3 separate regions of the Homo sapiens genome follow, and regions 2 and 3 are each linked to region 1. Evidence: read pairs that join two places in POLR2A ChIA-PET (ENCODE). Cell type or tissue: MCF 10A. All regions are shown on one strand. Links, peaks and the distances in the headings refer to the core of each region. The heading gives the core; the rest is flanking DNA.

Region 1 (6,389 bases), core at 652-5,651:
AGGCTGGGTGTGGTGGCTCACACTTGTAATCCCAGCACTTTGGGAGGCCAAGGCAGGAGGATAGCTTGAGCCCAGGAGTTCAAGACCAGCCTGGGCAAAACAGGGAGACCTTGTCTCTACAAAAAATTAAAAAAAAAAAAAATTAGCCAGGCATGGTGGCACATGCCCGTAGTCCCAACCTGAGAGGCTGAGGTGGGAGGACTGCTTGAGCCTGGGAGGTCAAGGCTGCAGTGAGTTGTGATCATGCCACTGCACCCCAGCCTGGGCAACAGAGCAAGACCCTGTCTCTAAAAATAAGAAAGAAAAGAAAACTTTAAGCAGAGGGATTTTAATCTAGAGACATGCTCCCTGGGGTGTCAACAGATAGACTGCAACGTTTATGAACCATTGCCCTAAAATTATACACAAAACAATAATTGCAAATATATGTACTTTTTCTGGAAAGGGGGTCTATAGGTTTCATCAGATTCTCAAAGAGTTATTTACTAAATAACTAAATAAATTTAGTTTTAGTTATTTAGTAAATAACTAAATAAACTAGCATAGACTAGTTAAGACTAAGCACGGAGCCAGGATTGTTTAGATGACTCAGCAGCCTCAGGGCATCAGATGAGAGTCCCACCTAAGTTGTTACTAAACCCCAGGTAGCCACGTACTCAGTGAATGATGTGTCCGGACATGTTCATATGCTGACCAGTAGATTCCTTCCCCTCATAACCTTTGGTGAGTTTCATGGAATACCTTGTAGTGCAGGGGTTCTTAGCCTGGTGTCAGTAAACTCCCTCAAATTGTATGCAATCAATTCTGTATTCAAGCATATTGGTGGGGGTGGGGGTTGGGGGAGACCTCAACTATGTCTATAACACATACAAGATGTGTATGAATCCATTCTGAGTGTGAGTTTGCCTAGATCTGGCACCCCTATTTTGATGTGTTCAGACAAGTCCCAAAATTCGACAGCATAAAGATAAGTTAGAAATATTCCATGTCAGTTCCCTGTAGGGTTCAGGCCAGACCATTGTTCTAACCCTCAGCCTGTCCTAAAGTCTTCCTTGTCAGACCCTGCAGAAGTTCTTAGCTGTCATCAGCCAGTCCTAGACTGTATCGAAATGCTGGGATGGCTCAGAAGTCTGAGAGTAAGCCACAAAGTCACTAGGTTTCTAACTAGCTTGGGGTTAGCTGGGATTCAAAGACCAAGGGAGCCATAAACATGCAGTAGAAGTTTGTGAATTTCCTAAAATTGTATGCAAAAATTGTGTGTGTATCCTTCAAAAGATAGCCTTCATCAGGTGATCAAATCATAAGCCTAATCCTGCCATCCTCCCGAAAAAAGATCGAGAACCCAGACTTAGGGTATAAATGACCCCACTGGACCCAAGGTCCCACTAACATGTAGCAGGGCTTAGGCCCCAGGAAAACTGTGGCCAGGCAGTAAGGCTTCCTGGAGATGGGTCACTGACCTTTGTACGGGGAACAATGTTGAGTTCCAGTTTTTGGTCCACCAGGCTGGCCCCTGCTTCTGAGAGATAGCCCTGGTTAAGGACAAGGCAGTCACGGCCAAAGCAGCAAGGACAGCACAGCTTCTGCAGCCACTTGGTCCACTTAGGATTAAGATGCCCATAGGGCTCTTCATTCTTGGGTTTGAAGACAGCAATGATCCTCTACAGAGACCAAAGAAAAAGAGGATGTTAAATCCGAGTTGACCAAAATAGCCCACAGACCAAGTCAGCAGGAATCTGGAAAGAAATGACAGGGCATAGGCAGACAATTCCTACTTACAGTTGGACTCAGGTTTCTCCCAGTTGGTAAGGGGAAGACACCAGCTCGTGTGTGCAGCTAAGAGACCCACTGCTAGAAAGGGTTGTGGCCAAAGAACATCTTAAGTCTTCTCTTTCTTCCTTGCTCCTTTTTCCCTCTTCTCCATCTCTTTTCCCTCATATAAGTACCTACCTCTAACTTTGTGCTTCAAACAAACAAGGTAAATGGATTGCTACATTTCTAGGAGCAAGACACAGAAGCAGGCCAGGTACAAGGGTTCATGCCTGTAATCCCAGCACTTTGGGAGGCCAAGGCGGGTGGATAATTTGAGGCCAGGAGTTTGAGACCAGCCTGGCCAACATGGCGAAACCCTGTCTCTACTAAAAATACAAAAAGTAGCTGGGCGCGGTGGTGCACACCTGTAATTCCAGTTACTTCAGAGGCTGAGGCATGAGAATCACTTGAACCCATGGGGCGGAGGTTGCAGTGAGCCTAGATTGCCCACACTGCATTCCTCACCCTGGGCGACCAAACGAGACCCTGTCTCACAAAAAAAAAAAAAAAAGGTACAGAAGCCAATTCAGTGGTAGATCGTGAGTCACTGGCAGCATCTAATGCCAATATGGTACTGCTTCCTGCCCTCCAGAAAGATACAATATCCTAATGCACATATCGAGGGCTCTAAAGTAATCTTTCCCCCAAAAAAATGAGGAATTAACTTATCACAGGTTATATGTTCTCTTTTTTTGCATGCACCCCTGCCCTATTTATCCTACGGGATCTTTCTGTATGTGGTATGCCAGAAATTTAACATCATAAACTCTAATTTCCGAAGTTACATTATGCACACTGTTGTTCTGCACCAATTACAGAAAGACTAAAAACTTTACCAACTGGAAGGAAGTAAAGAAGGTATTATGGGCCGGGCATGGTGGCTTACGCTTGTAATCCCAGCACTTTGGGAGGCCAAGGTGGGCAGATAACCTGAGGTCAAGAGTTCGAGACCAGCCTGGCCAACATGGTGAAACCCTGTCTCTACTAAAAATACAAAAATTAGCTGGGCATGGTGGCATGCACCTGTAATCCCAGCTACCCGGGAGGCTGAGGCAGGAGAATCACTTGAACTCAGGAGGCGGAGGTTGCAGTGAGCTGAGATCACGCCACTGCACTCCAGCCTGGGTGACAAGACCAAGCCTCTGCCTCAAAAAAAAAAAAAAAAAAAAAAAAAAAAAAATCTATTATGGAATGAGGTTAAGGAAATTCCTTCATCAATGATGAAGAGATTTCCTCTCGCAGCCTTATTATCCAAAGAGAAAAATCACAGCAGGAAAAAGACTCTGCTACTTGGTTAGAATGAAGCTCTCTTAAGTAATTCTGATAGGCAAGAAACCAGGACATGAGATGCCACACAGATTAAATCCATCTTCTATAGCAGACAGTAACTTAATCTTCTAAGGTCTTTGGAAATATGGGATGCCTAGAAACTATGGCCCTCCCTCCTGAGTGTTTTCTTCAACAGGCCAGTCAGCCCTCTGAGGTTGTTTTACATTCATCTAATTCCCTCCAGTCCCCAAACTGGTAATTCAAAGGAAAAAAGCAAATATGCTATCCAAGTGATTCATCCTCATATCATATGACTCTCCTTGTCCCCTCACCCCACAGCCTACTCAAGCTAGTCTGGGTCATAAGATATTTTTCTGTGGGTGTCACTTCCTGAATGGCAGGTCACAGCAGACAACATACACCCATCTGCTTTTACCAACTCAGTACTCATATTAGGAACTAGCTAGGTCCATGTCGCTAACAATAACTGGTCGATCTTGAAGCCAGCTCCTTTAAAAATGCCTTCCAAGGATTTGAGAGGACAAGAAAAATACAGAACTCCTCCTTCTCCCTCCAAAAAGAATCAATTTATTCTTAAAGACAAACTAACTTATTTACTGGCAAATGCAAAATGCATATATTCACATCATAAGTCTTCAGAATTACTTTCTTATGCAAAGCAGCTAGCTAGAGTCCTCAGCAGTCTTCTCTGTCTCTGCTCCCCTGGAACCCCAGCCTCTGAATAACAAAGCAGCAGTAGCAACAGGCTCACAACTCAGAGAATGACTGACGAGTCCACTGTAACCCTCCGGACCCTGGACAGGGAAACCAAAAGGCAACTTGAAGCATGTCCCAGAACGCAACAGTCAGTTCAACTGAGGCACATTATGGAGTTCAGTAAGCTGGTCCTCAATGAAAAGGAGGCCAAGACACTCCTACTACTACTGGGGGCTGAAAAATACCAGGGCTGAGGTCAACTGGTAAATACTTCTACTTAAAGACAGAAAAAGTTGGGCATGGTGGCTCATGCCTATAAGCCCAGCACTTTCAGAGGATGAGGCAGGATTGCCTGAGGCCTGGAGTTTGAGACCAGTTTGGGCAATACCACAAGACTCTGTCACTAATTTTTAAAAATTAGCCGGGAATCATGCCTGTAATCCCAGCACTTTGGGAGGCCAAGGAGGGTGGATCACCTGAGGTCAGGAGTTCGAGACCAGCCTGACCAACATGGAGAAACCCCATCTCTACTAAAAATACAAAATTAGCCAGGCATGGTGGCACATGCCTGTAGTCCCAGCTACTCGGGAGGCGAGGCAGGAGAATCGCTTGAACCTGGGAGGTGGAGGTCGCAGTGAGCCGAGATCATGCCATTGCACTCCAGCCTGGGCAATGAGCGAAATAGCATCTCAAAAAAAAAAAAAAAAAAAATTAGCTAAGTGTGGTGGTATGCACCTGTAGTCCCAGCTACTCGGCGGGGAGAATCCCTTGTGCCTAGGAGATCAAGGCTGCAGTGAGCTAGAAGCATGCCACTGCACTGTAGCCTGGGTGACAGAGCAAGACCCCATCTCTAAAAAAGAAAAATTAAACAACAACAACAAAAAAAAAGCAAGCAGAACTTGAAGGCCAAGATTGCAGTCAAGTGTCATTTAAAGACTGACCTCTCAAACATCTTGATTTCCTTCTACCATAAGGAGAATAAGAAGCATTTCAATGACTCCAAAAGCATGAGTAATTATGGTTATGCAATAGTACAGGGGTTTTATTAAAGAATACTGCCTGGACTAGATCAATGAGGGAATGTTAGAGTATGAAGAATGGAGGAACAAAAGGGCATTCAGACAGAAGGGGAGACAAGTGCCTTTCAGGACTAAGTGTAAGCCTCAGTTCAATTCAATTATGTTAGCATTTGCTCAGGACCTAGCCTGTGGAGAACGATGTGCAAGCATTCTGCAGGCATTTGGTGGCTTTCCTAGACAGAGAGGTAAAATACCCTCTGGCCTAATTTCCAATGTTCACTTCATAAAATCAACTATGCTACTGAATAATCAAGAATACTCTTCTCATTCATGGAGAACAAACTCTAAAACCACTCAAATTGGAAAGACACCCACCAGTATTTAGCTGGAAAAGAAAATGACTACTGCCTAATTTTTCCTCACCATCCACTCTCTTCTTTAATATTTTGTGTTTTTTTTCTCTTAATAGATTTTCAATTCCTTTATTATATCTAGGAGAGAGCTTCAGTTTGATGCCAATATTATAAAAACAACTTTTCTTAACACCCATTTACTAATCTCCCCTTTTAACAAAGGAGGGGTGAGGTACAGATAGCTTAAGCAGTAGCAGTCCATGAAGTTGGGAATAAAAACCAAATCACACAAGAAAGCAAGAGGCCATGCACCAGCTGGTGTCAGAACCCACAACCAATTACTGGAACCTGAGCCCAGCGCAGTGGCTCACACTTATAATCCCAGCACTTGGGAGGCCAAGGCAGGTGGATCATTTGAGGTCAGGAGTTCAAGACCAGCCTGGCCAACATGGTGAAACCCCATCTCTACAAAAAAAAAAAATAGAAAAAATTAGCCGGGCATGGTGGCATGCACCTGTAGTACCAGCTACTCAGGAGGCTGAGGCGGGAGAATCGCTTGAACCCAGGAGGTGGAAGTTGCAGTGAGCCAAGATCACACCACTGCACTCCAGCCTGGGCAACAGAGCTAGACCCCCCTCTCAAAACAAACAACAACAAAAAATTACTGGAACCTGGAACCCAGCGGGGTTCCTATATCTAATCAGCAATGACAAGGAGGAGGGTGTCATGCTATGCTAAAAGAGGTCCTTTCTCCAAGAACCTAAAATGTAAGACAGTTCAAGCATATCATTCACATCGCACAGTGAAATATACAGAAATTACCTTTTATAAAAGTCTTCTTTTAAAGTTTCATAAACATTAAGTGGATAGTTCTCAAACGTTTTGGTCTCAAAAAGTTTAAACTCTTAAAAATTAGGCTGGGTGTGGTGGCTCATGCCTGTAATCCCAGTACTTTGGGAGGCCAAAGCGGGTGGATCACCTGAGATCAGGAGTTTGAGACCACCCTGGCCAACATGCTGAAATCCTGTCTCTACTAAAAATACGAAAATTAGCCGGGCATGGTGGTGGGCGCACCTGTAATCCCAGCTACTTGGGAGGCTGAAGCAGGAGAATTGCTTGAACCCAGGAGGCAGAGGTTGCAGTGAGTCGAGATCATGCCTGATCTAGCCTGAGCGACAGAGTGAGGCTCCATCTCAAAAAAAAAAAAAAAAATTATTAA
Region 2 (6,389 bases), core at 832-5,831, 170 kb after region 1:
TTGGGAAAAAATGTTGGACTAGGCATGTTCAGTGAAGGAGCCAGGAAGTTATATAACACACAGTAAACATCCACCTGGCTCAAGGGGCAAATGCAGCACGTAATAATTTCTTAATAACTCCTACAACATTCCCCCCTGTAGAGATGCCACACTAACTGCTGTTACGGGGTTTGGGGTGATGACTCCTGGCTACTTCCTACTGAAAAGGGGCGTCGAATGGGGAACAGCAGCAAGGGCTCCTCCTGGGGTTGATCTAAGGGTCCTCACAAGAATGGCGTGTCAATGTGAGGTTCAGTTTACAGTACCATTTGGAGTTTGATTGCTTCAGTCTGATGAACGAATTTCCTTTCCCAGCCAACACACCAAAATGATACGGCTCCAATGAGTGGAGGAACACCAGGGTTCTTGGTCCTCATGCTGGTTTAGATAAAACGACACCGACACACATGAAGTGGTTTTAAGTAGCGGAGAGTTTAATAGGCAAGAAGGGGCAAGAAGGAAGGGAGAAGGAAGAATCTTCCCTGTATAGAGGCAGAGGGAGGGAGGGCTCCAAAGCCAAGAGAGGGAACCCCTTTTATTTGTTTTTTGGAGACAGGGTCTCACTGTGTTGCTCAGGGTGGCCTTAAACCTCTGGGCTTAAATGATCGTCCCACCTCAGCCTCCCTATAGGCAAGCACCACATGCCCAACCTACAGCCTGTTTGGGGGTATATGTGTGTGGGTATTTGTGTTTAGTATAATATCATCTATATAAATTTAAAAATAGATACACAGAAAAAATAATTTATGTCACACATTAAAAAAAACACATCATACACCTGTTTTTATAAACTTTTATTGGAACATAGCTACACTCATTTATTTCCCTGTTGTCTATGCTACTTTTTTGTTAAAACAGCAGAGTTGAGTAGTTGGGATAGAGACCATACCCTGTAAGCCTATATTTACTGTCTGACCCTTTAGGAAAAAATTTGTGAACTCTAGTTCTGTAGAAAGGCAGTTTTGGGCTGAGAATGGGTTTTACTGTGGACCTGTATGAGAATGGATATTAAGAAATGTTCCCCTATTTTCCCGACTGATCAGGTGTCTACCTTCAAATGGGAAGGCACAGGACATGTCTCTTGGTGAAAGAGAAAATTTGTAGTGGAACCCAAACAGAAACAACTGTTATAGACTTAGGGAAGGAACAAAGCTCTTGGGCCCTTCTCGTGCCTATGTCAACTAATGGCTGAATCTGGTTTGTGCAGTGGTACACCTGATACTGTTCTATGAGAACCGGCTGAAGGACCATCATCTTGTGATCCCATCTGTCCTGCAGGGTTTGAAGGCACTTGTGAGTTTTCCTTCATTTCATTACATAACTTTGTTCAAGGGAGCCCTTGTCTAGTTCTCTCCTTGCGCTTTGGGTGTGATGGTTCACATGCTGAGGAGCAGGTGCCCAAGTGTGGGACTAAATTAGTGTTACCAGCTCTACTTCCGTTTTCCCTCTAGAGAGTAAAAGTGTACTTTGGGGGACTGGAAACCAGAGCCATCTGGAAAGAGCTGCAGAGAACTCATCAGCTTGAGAAAGAGTCTCACTATTAGTGCTTCTTCCTCAACCAGGATGCTGTGATTCTTACAGTAGCTAATTAGGCCTGTCGTAGGGTTGTGTCTTGGAGGCCATGCTGCAATTCCTTCGGTATTCACGTACCTTCTCCTCTCCCCCAGAGCCTGTGTGTGGCCCTGCCCCCAGGGCTGGCTGTTTCTGTGCTTAAAGCCATCTTCCAGGAAGTGCATGTACAGGTGAGGGATAACAGTCATGTTGGTATTCTCCTCTGTCTCTACCCCTTGACATAACTGGGATTCAATAGCAAAAATTATTGCCTTCTAAGTTCTGAATTCTTTTGGATCTTGTGAATGTTTTTATGCTCTTCTTCAGTATGTTTATATGCTCATCTTTGTTATTGGACAAGGAAAGGGGTGCATGCCATTAGATCTGACCTGTGTCCTCTTATACCTACAGAAAGTAAGGCATCCCTCTGTCAGGCAGGTTTGAATTATTGGCACCACTGCTGTGCTGCTGAGTCAATATCCATACCCTTTCTCTGTAGTTTCTCTTAGATTGATCTTATGCTGGTATAAAGAGCACTGTTCACTTAGAGATTATGAAGCAGGAACTAGCTGTGTCAGCTGAGGTATTCTTTGAGCATTTTCTTCACTTCTTTCTCCCCCACCCCCAAGTCCCTGCCACAGGTGGACCGACACACAGTCTACAATATCATCACCAATTTTATGCGAACCCGGGAAGAAGGTAAGAGACAGAGCTTTCTGGGAAATGTCAAAAGCAAGCACATCCTACTTTTTCCCCTATTAGTAGGACTCATTTTACCTGGGGTTATATAGAAGAGCTGGTATCCTGAGAGAGAATGATAAAGGGAAAGAGGGGGTCTGCTCCCTCCCAGTGAAGTAAAGAAAGGGTAGAGTTTGTTTGAGCCAGTGTTTTAAATTCTTGCCTCCACAGCAATGTGTATATTGTTGCACATCTCTTCACTGAGTACTTTCTTGGAATGGAAAAAGGGTCAGCCCTGAAGAGAAAGGGGAGGCAATGATAGCAGAGGGAGAACACAGGCTAGGAGAAAGCCCACACTTTCTGTGCTGTGGGACAGTATAGTAACCTTATTCTCTCCTTCCCAGAGCTAAAGAGCCTAGGAGCTGACTTCACCTTTGGCTTCATCCAGGTGATGGATGGGGAAAAGGATCCCCGTAATCTTCTGGTGGCCTTCCGCATCGTCCATGACCTCATCTCCAGGGACTATAGCCTGGGTATATCGTGGTAGCCATGATTAGCTCATTGGAGCTTTATCAGATGAGTGAAGCTGATAAACCAACCTCATTTTTTCTCTGTTGCCACAGGACCCTTTGTGGAGGAGTTGTTTGAAGTGACATCCTGTTATTTCCCTATCGATTTTACCCCTGTAAGTAGCACCTTCATTGTTTGATCATATATTTATTGAGTGTCTGCTATGTGCCAAGCCCTGTTCTGGGCACTGAGGGTACAGGTCACCAAAATAGACATCCCCGCCCTCATTATTTTATATTTTAATAAACTAGGAAATGGAAAAGCATTTGACATATGAGGAATGATTCAAAGCAGCATGTATTGGGGGGAATTCTTAAGCTCCTTAACACTGTATTTAGTGCTGAAGGCTACAGGATTGCAAAACACTGTCCCTGCCCTTGAAGGCTGAAACATTTAAGTAACAATAGGAGATTAGGTAGGAAAATGAGTAGTACTATAGCTGTTCAGAGAAGACAAAAGTTCAGTGTGAGCTAGAGTAGGCAGGAACTGACTTCACAGTTAAGATAGGATTTCAGCTGGTTTGTGAGGGATGCAGAAGATATGATTCTGGAGTTGGACAGGGCATCTCAGGCTATAGAAACAAAGTGACAAAACAAAGAAGGCACAATTGTGCACAGTGTACAGAAGGTATTTGCTCTGACCCTCTTGGGCCTTCCTCCCATTCTGCAGTTGAGTTCCCTTCTACTGCCAAATACTCAAGAGTTTCATCACCGTGTGGGTGTGTGTGCTGCAAGCATTAGTGGTTTGAAAGAAATAAAAGGCATTCTATTGCAGCATGCCAAACAGCATATTGACTCTCACTGCCTTTATAATGACACCACCATCTTTGCTGTAGGGAATTTCTTACCAGCTTATTTCAGTTGACATTATGTTACTGGGGACCACCTGTCTCCTGAAATGAATCTTTTTATCTCTTTCATAATCAGAATTCTTATTCTAACCCTATACCCTTGAAATCTTGAAAGATCCTGGTTTAGCTCCCACATTCTTCTGTTTTTACTTTGGTTTTTTTGGTGTGTGTGTTTCTTTTTTGTTTGTTTTGGTTTGGTTTTTGCTTTTTTGAGATGGAGTCTCGCTCTGTCTCCCAGGCTGGAGTGCAGTGGTGCGATCTCAACTCACTGCAACCTCTGCCTCCTGGGTTCAAGCAATTCTCTGCCTCGGCCTCCCAAGTAGCTGGGATTACAGGCGCCCGCCACCATGCCCGGCTAATTTTTTTTGTATTTTTAGTAGAAATGGGGTTTCACCATCTTGACCAGGCTGATATTGAACCCCTGACTTCGTGATCCAACTGCCTCGGCCTCCCAAAGTGCTGGGATTACAGGCGTGGGCCACCATGCCCAGCCTTTACTTTGTTTTATTTTGTGTTTTGTGTTGGTTTTGAAAAGATAATTCATTCACATGATTCAAAGTCCAAAAGGGTGAGAAATCTCCCTACCATCTTTTTTTCTCCATAATCAACCAAGTTATCAGTTATGTTTGTATCTTTACAGAGCTTTTTCATCTATATGTAAGCAAATGCTTTTACCACCACCCCCCTAAAATCAATGTGTGCACATGCGGGCATGTACACACACACACACACACACTTCTCCTGTACTTTGCTTTTTTCACTGAACACTATGTCTTGGAGAGTGTTCCACGTCAGTATATAAGTTAGCTCTTTCATTCTTTATGGCTGCATAATATTCCTTTGGCCGGAAATAATGAATAATTTCACTAGTCCTCTGTGGATTGTTGCTAATCTTTTGCTGTTATGAGCAGTGCTACAACTTTCATACATATGAATATAATGATAGAATAAATTCCTAAAAGAAATCGCTAGGTCAAAGAATATGTGCATTTATAATTTGGGGGAGAGGAACAGTATTTCATCCATTTTTTTGAAAGGTTATACAATGAGCATGATTCAGCATTTAAAGGGTAGATAATTAAACTTCTTTCATACCCCTTTACTGCTACTGTCCATTTTCCCATTAGAAACAATCACTGTTCACAGCTGTTTATTTTCACAGAGATAATCTAGGCAAAATAAACTTACAGATAATATTAGGAAGATTTCTCTCATTCAAGCAGATTTTTGTATGTTGTTCTGCACTGCAGTCTATCAGAAGCAGAAAGCTCTTATCAAGATATTAATTAAAACAGAGACACTTGGCTTTAGTGTAACTATTTGAGTTACAAATACTCTTTATTGTCTTACAAATCAGGGTTTTTATTGTTGTTGGTTCTGTTCTGTTTTGTTTTGTTTTTCAGACAGGGTCTCACTCTGTTGCCCAGGCTGGAGTGCAGTAACACAATCCTTGCTCACTGCAACCCCTGCCTCCGGGGTTCGAGTGATTGTTGTGCCTCAGCCACCTGAATAGCTGGGATTACAGTACGTGCCACCATGCCTGACTAATTTTTTTTTTATATTTTTTAGTAGAGATGGGGTTTTGCCATGTTGTCCAGGTTGGTCTCGAACTCCTCACCTCAACTGATCTACCTGCCTCGGCCTCCCAAAGTGCTGGGATTACACGTGTGAGCCACATATCCAGCCACAAATCAGTATTGTGTGCCATCATAGTGGATCTGATGAGCTTAAGGTTCAGTTTCTTCACTATGCTTATATGCTCACTCTAAGAAGAGGTTGGCAAACTTTTTCTTTCCCTTTTTTTTTTTTTTTTTTGAGGCAGGCTGGAGTGTAGTGGCACCATCACAGCTCACTGCAGCCTCCACCTCTCTGGACTCTGGTACTCTGGTGATCCTCCCACCCCTGCCTCCCGAGTAGCTGGAACCATAGGCACATGACACTACTCCCGACTAATTGTTGTATTTTTCTATAGAGACAGGATTTTGCCATGTTGCCCAGGCTGGTCTTGAATTCCTGGGCTCAAGCCATCCACCTGCCTCGACTTCCCAAAGTGTTGGGATTACAGGCATAAGCCACCATGCCTGGCCAACTTTTTCTATAAAAGGCCAGACAGTAGCTTTGTGGGTCATATGGTCTCCTCAACTCTGCTGTTACTGCACAAAAACAGCCTTAGACACAGGAACAGCTACAGTAGCTATATCCCAATAGAACTTTTGTTATCAACACTAAACTTTGAATTTCATATAATTTTCACTTGTCACAAGATATTCTTTTGGTTTGTTTCAAACATTAAAAATGTTAAAACCATTCTTAGCCAAACAATGTCAACAGGTTGATTTTTACTCCTAATGCAGAGTAGATATTGGTTCTTCCTTCACCGTCATCCTAGATTCCCTTATCCTTTTTCTTGGATCAGATCTCCTGTTTCCTGAGTTCACATATTCCTCATTTTGTGGTTTACCCCCTCAGTTTGATGGTGTACTTCCTTTAGTATTTTCCTGAGAGAATGTATGAAGAAGTGAGAATTTTTTAGATTTGTAACCCTTAAATGCCTTCAATCTTGTCTCTCATTTTTGACATTATGGGCATGTAATTCAAGAATAGAAATTCTAGGCCGGGCGCAGTGGCTCACACCTGTAATCTAAGCACTTTAAGAGGCCGAGGCGGGTGGATCACTTGAGGTCAGGAGTTCGAGACTAGC
Region 3 (5,822 bases), core at 679-5,678, 75 kb before region 1:
TAGCCTGGCATGGTGGTGGGTGCCTGTAATCCCAGCTACTCGGGAGGCTGAGGCAGGAGAATCTATTGAACCCGAGAGGCGGAGGTTGCAGTGAGCTGAAATCGCACCACTGCACTCCAGCCTGGACAACAGAGCAAGACTCTGTCTCTAAATAAATAAATAAAAATAAAACTGGGAATTTTTATGTCATATTATGTGAAATATTATGGTATATGAATTAGGTTTCCATTTTTAAAATGAATAGATGCAACAAAACAAAAAAAGAAAGAAAAAATGAATAGACAAATGAAAGAAATATTTGACTGGTATGTATCTTTAAAGTCTCCTTAATATTTGGATTTTCTCTAGTATTTAAGCTTATCGTTTGACCAGTGTATATTTTTGGATTAACAGTTCAGTGTCATTGCCCTAAAAAGTGTTCAATAAATACATCTTTATGTTCTTGTACCTGGGAAAGAAGTACTCATGAGTAATGAGTTTTCCAGCTGTGAGACAGTGGTTGTTGGACAAACACAGCAAGGAAATGACTGTCTGCAGTTACATTCTTACTCAACAGCTCTTGGCAGCCATGAAAACAACCATTCATCAAACACTGGCACTAAAAGAGTTCACAGAGCAAGGCAATGAAAACTTCAGCAATAAAACCTTGTGCCTCCCTTGAAAGCGACGATTAACTGTCCACCAAAAAGTCCTGTGCCCCCTACCATGATATAGAGTTGTTGCTACGCAGCAGCTGCCTGGCTAGGGACTACATTTCCCAGCATCCTCTGCTTATAGGTCAGGTCCTGTTACTCCCAAGGAGGTGAGTGGGAGCGCTGACTGTTACTTCTAGATGAAGGTATGCAGGAAGCAGGAAACCTTCTCCTGCCTCTCCTCCCTCACCTGCGAGCTCAGTGCAGAGCAGATGGCCGAGCCACGGGGTGGAAGGAGCCTGGGTCCTTGAGTCACCGTATGGTGGAGCGTCTCCCTCTGCCCCAGAGTAGCCACAGTGCACAATTATGTGAGGAAGAAATAGATTTGTATATGAATAACAAATAGATTTTCATTATATGAAACTGCTGAAATGCTGAGGTGTATTTGTTATAGCAGCTAGCCATCAGCATTTATTCATTCCACCAAATGACTACGTATCATGTGCCTTTCATGGGATTATAGAGATGAAGAGCCTGGAATTCTTTCCTGAAAAGCTTACAGCCTAGTGGGACAGACAGACACCCTGAATAAGTATACCACCAATGGGAGAGCAGTACGTGACCCACCAAAAAACCTGAATACACCAACTATCATTTACAAACTTGAAAGAATTAAAAATAAAAAGAAATAAAAATGTAAAACCCAAAAGGCATCAGGCCCAGATTTATTTCATAGACAAATTTTATCGAACCCATTTTTTTTTTTCTGAGGCGGAGTCTGTCTCTCTCTGTTGCCCAGGCTGGAGTACAGCGCGATCTCGGCTCACTGCAACCTCTGCCTCCTGGGTTCAAGCAGTTCTCCTGCCTCAGCCTCCCGAGTAGCTGGGACTACAGGCACCTGCCATCACAACCAGCTAATTTTTCTGCTTTTTTGGAGAGGTAGGGTTGGTCTCTACTAAACTTAATGGTCTAGTAAATAAATACATAAAGATGTATTTATTGAACACTTGTTGACCAGGCTAGTCTCGAACTGCTGACCTCAGGTGATTTGCCCCCCTTGGCCTCCCAAAGTGCTGGGATTACAGGCATGAGCCACCGTGCCAGCTAGAACCCATTTTTTAAAATGATATAGTTAAACTATTCCAGAGCATAGAACAGTATGAAAAACTTCCTAATTTAGTCTGTGAGTCCAGAATCACCCCCTCTGTTACAAATCCCAAGCAAGAACACACACACACACACACACACACACACACACACACACACACACCAGATTTCATCTGGGGTATAGACAATTTTAAAATAATAAAAACAATAAGCCTACCACACAAATGAGCCATTCCACTGCTAGCTGTCTACCCAAAATAAATTAAAGCATATGTGTCCACACAAAGACGTGTACATGAACGTTCAAAGCAGCTATATTTGCAATAACCAAAAATTTGAAACAACACAAATGTCCATCAACAGGCTAAACAAATTATAGTGTATCTGTATATTCACTCAGCAATGAAAATGAACTACTGTTACTGCAACATCATGAATGAATCTCAAAATAATTAAGCTGAGTGAAAGAAGCCAGATACCGCCCTCTCCCAAAAGGAGCACATACTATACATTTCATTTATATAAAATTCTAGAATTCTATAATCATAGAAAGCAGATCAATGGTTCCCTGGTGTGGGGGAGATGGGAAGGAAAGAAGAGGGAGTACAAAGAGCACAGGGAAGCTTTTGGACATTATGAATATGTTTTCTTTCTCTTTTTTTTTTTTTTTGAGACAGGGTCTTGCTGGAGTGCAGTGGCATAATCATAGCTCACTGCAACCTCAAACTCCTGGGCTCAAGTGAGCCTCCTGCCTCAGCCTCCATAGTGGCAGTAAGCTGAGATCACTCCATTGCACTCCAGCCTGGGTGACAAGAGTGAAACTCCGTCTCAAAAAAAAAAAAAAAAACACACACACACACACACACAAGAAAGAATTCAAGAAAGAACAGTAGACACCAATGAGAAAGAAGGATTAGCCAAGGCTGGTGAGATTATCATTCCTTAGGTGCAGGGAGACCCAGAGTGGAATGGGGCAGGAGGGAGTTCACATTTATGAGCACTAACTATGACTGTGGGTCAGGCGTTGAGCCCAGCATTTTATGTATATCTTATGAAATCCTCCCAACAAACATATACTGCTGAGGGCTGAATTGCACTGATGAAATTGCCAGGCACGCCTCATCTCATGAAGCTCTTTCAACAGCCCAGTGAGGTAGGTACTAATATTATCCCCATTTACTAAGTGAGGAAGCTAAGAGGCAAAGAGGTTTCATAAATTGCCTAAGACTGGACAACTAATAAGAGATAGAGCTCACCTCTGACATCACAGCCTGAGCTCACCCAAAAATTAGAACGAGTCATGCTAACTGCCTGGGAGACACAAAAGGAGACAGAACAGAGTACAGGACAAGATTGCAAAAGGCAGAGGCTTTAGTATCCAGAGTTTGGAGTCAGGTCAGGTGTCCACACCTCTGGCACAGGGCCACGAGAGGGAGGAGGGGCTGGGAGGCCCTCTGACATATCCTTCTCACATCCTGCGGACAGAGGGATGGTCTCCAGGGAATGGGAGAGTGACCTCGGCATAATAAGCTGATTATACCTAAAGGTAACTAGCTAACTTCATTATAGCCTGGGAAGAGAGAAGTGACATAATTCAGATTTGTAATACCTTTTTTTTAAATATATACAGGGTCTTGCTCTGTCACCCAGGCTGGAGTACAGTGGTGCACTCATAGCTCGCTACAGCCTCAACCTCCTGGGCTCAAGCAATCCTCTCACTTCAGCCACCCGTGTAGCTGGGACTACTGCTGCATGCCACCATGCCCAGCTAATTTTTTTATTTTTTGTAGAGATGGAGTCTTGCTATGTTGCTCAGGCTGGTCTCGAAATCCTGGGCTCAAGCAATCCCCCTGCCTTGGCCTCCTCAAGTGTTGGGATTACAGGTGTGAGCCACCACGCCCAGCCTATCACCCAGACTGGAGTGCAGTGGCACCATCTCAGCTCACTGCAACCTCTGGCTTCTGTCACTGCAACCTCTGGCTTCTGGGTTCAAGCGATTCTCCTGCTTCAGCCTCCTGAGTAGCTAGGATTACAGATGCCCGCCACCATGCCCAGCCAATTGTGTGTGTGTGTGTGTGTGTGTGTGTGTGTGTGTGTGTGTGTGTGTGTGTGTAGTAGAGATGGGGTTTCACCATGTTGGCCAGGCTGGTGTCGAATTCCTGACCTCAAGTGATCCACCTGCCTCAGCCTCCCAAAGTGCTGGGATTACAGGCGTGAGGCACTGCACCTGGCCTCCTGGCCTATTCTTTAGTCTTTCTTTCCTGCATTAGCTCAAGATGTAAATATTTCAAAACTCGGATGAAGTTTGGATGAAGTATTCAGATGGTTGGGAAAAAGCTTGTCTGCTGGGAAATCCTTGAAGCAGCATGGTGGCATGGTGGCACAGACCTGAGTTTGAATCTTGTTTCGGTCAGTGCGCATTCAAGTGCCAGGCCACATCAACCTACCCCTGTGAGCCTGTTTCCATGACTGTTAAATGGGGGTATTTGCTACTTCGTGGAAATGGGAGGATAAGAGATGTTATATAAGGCACCCATTATGTTCTTGGCTCATGGTAGGTCCTTCCTAAAGCTACTTCCCTTTCTCCCTCTTCCCAGCCTTGACTCAGAAGTGCTTCACAACTGCATGTCAGAGCACTGCCTTCAGGCATCCTGGAGATGGCAGCAAGGATAACTTGCCTCTAGCTGGAGGGACAGGCAAGTATGAAGCCTGGAGGGTCAGCCTCCAGCCTCCAGCAGCTTCCTGTCCCCATCTGTGCTGCGGAAGGAATGGCACAGCCTTGGTGCCTACCAGATCCCAAACAGCCACCCAGTTCAAAAGGAATGAGGTGCCAGGTGTGGCGGCTCATGCCTGTAATCCCAGCACTTTGGGAGGCCAAGCTGGGTGATCACCTGAGGTCAGGAGTTCGAGACCAGCCTGGCCAACGGGGTAAAACCCCGTCTCTACTAAAAATACAAAAATTAGCTGGGCGTGGTGGCACGCGCCTGTAATCCCAGCTACTCAGGAGGTTGAGGCAGGAGAATCGCTTGAACCAGAAGGCAGATGTTGCAATGAGCCGAGATCGTGCCACTGCACTCCAGCCTGGGTGACAGAGTGAAACTTGGTCTCAAAAAATAAAAAAATAAAAGGAATAAAGGAATGAGGCCATGAGGCCATGGATTAAGGAGGGAAGAAGGGCCTTCAGATTAGAAACCAATCTGGAATTTCCATGGGCTGTTGAGGCTGGCCTGGGTGGGTCCCACAGACCTCCTGCCAGGCATGTCTTAAGTGCTCTTCTTGGGTTCTGACCACCTCCCCAGCATACGTTGCCCCACCGGGCCCAGAAAGTCTCAGGCCCTCCTCATCTCTTTCCAGCTGCCCCCACCAACCCTAGTCCCTGGGACTCCTATCCTCAAGACTGGCTATGGAGTGGGATGCAGCCACTCCAGGGCTCCTCCCATCCTTGCTACTCTTGGCAGCATAAGGGTTAGAAAGGGCACAGGCCCGGGGAACCACCTGCCCTCACTATCTGTTTCCTCATCACTAGAAAAGGACCCACCTCCTTTTATGGGTTTAATTACGATCTCTACAGGGAACACCCAAGGGACTAACAAAGTTAACCAGTGTAAGAAAGTTATAAAGGTTCCAGAAAGCCCATAGAACTCTTGCAGTCCCTGACTACTGTTTCTATGGACATAGAGAGTTGGAACTATATTATTGTTACATTTAAAAAGTTAAGTCGTGCAAGAGTCTGTGTGTGTGTGTGTGTGCGCGCACATCCATAAATGTTTGATTAGTTATAAAAACTAGAGAGGTCCGGCGCGGTTGCTCATGGCTGTAATCCCAACACTTTGGGAGGCCATGTCGGCGGATTGTTTGAGTCTAGGACTTCAAGACCAGGCTGGGCAACTGGTTACAACCCTGTCTCTACCAAAATACAAAAAAAAAAAAAAAAAAATTGCTGGGTGTGGTGGCATGTGTCTGTAGTCTCAGCTACTTGGAAGACTGAGGTGGGAGGGTGACCTGAGCCCAGGAGGTCGAGGCTGCAGTGAGCCGTGATCACACCACTGCATTCCAACCTGCACAACTGAGGAAGACCCTGTC

What was found. ChIA-PET counts read pairs that join two places held together with the same protein. Peaks named below come from ENCODE experiments on the same cell type or tissue, not always from the same donor. Only the 100,000 strongest peaks of a DNase experiment are listed, where the experiment ranks them.
Region 2: POLR2A ChIA-PET joins it to region 1 with 5 read pairs; 5 of 35 experiments call an interaction of 5 or more read pairs at or near these places.
Region 3: POLR2A ChIA-PET joins it to region 1 with 5 read pairs; 15 of 35 experiments call an interaction of 5 or more read pairs at or near these places.

The regions. Positions count from the first base shown.
Region 1 is chr10:97,646,213-97,652,601 of GRCh38, reverse strand. PI4K2A (phosphatidylinositol 4-kinase type 2 alpha) reads right to left here. Exons shown (of 9, transcript NM_018425.4): 2 at 1,461-1,661. Among named protein-coding and RNA genes, the nearest start is that of PI4K2A, 8.7 kb to the right of the region's middle. RefSeq lists enhancers at 57-1,256, 3,573-3,632, 3,683-3,732. In MCF 10A, for the core only: no CTCF peak of the experiment used is centred there; a DNase peak (open chromatin) is centred at 3,401.
Region 2 is chr10:97,473,247-97,479,635 of GRCh38, reverse strand. MMS19 (MMS19 cytosolic iron-sulfur assembly component) reads left to right here. Exons shown (of 31, transcript NM_022362.5): 4 at 1,247-1,332; 5 at 1,707-1,781; 6 at 2,220-2,289; 7 at 2,673-2,801; 8 at 2,892-2,953. Among named protein-coding and RNA genes, the nearest start is that of MMS19, 22 kb to the left of the region's middle. In MCF 10A, for the core only: no CTCF peak of the experiment used is centred there; a DNase peak (open chromatin) is centred at 3,545.
Region 3 is chr10:97,721,772-97,727,593 of GRCh38, reverse strand. No RefSeq gene overlaps it. Among named protein-coding and RNA genes, the nearest start is that of MARVELD1, 11 kb to the right of the region's middle. In MCF 10A, for the core only: no CTCF peak of the experiment used is centred there; a DNase peak (open chromatin) is centred at 2,993.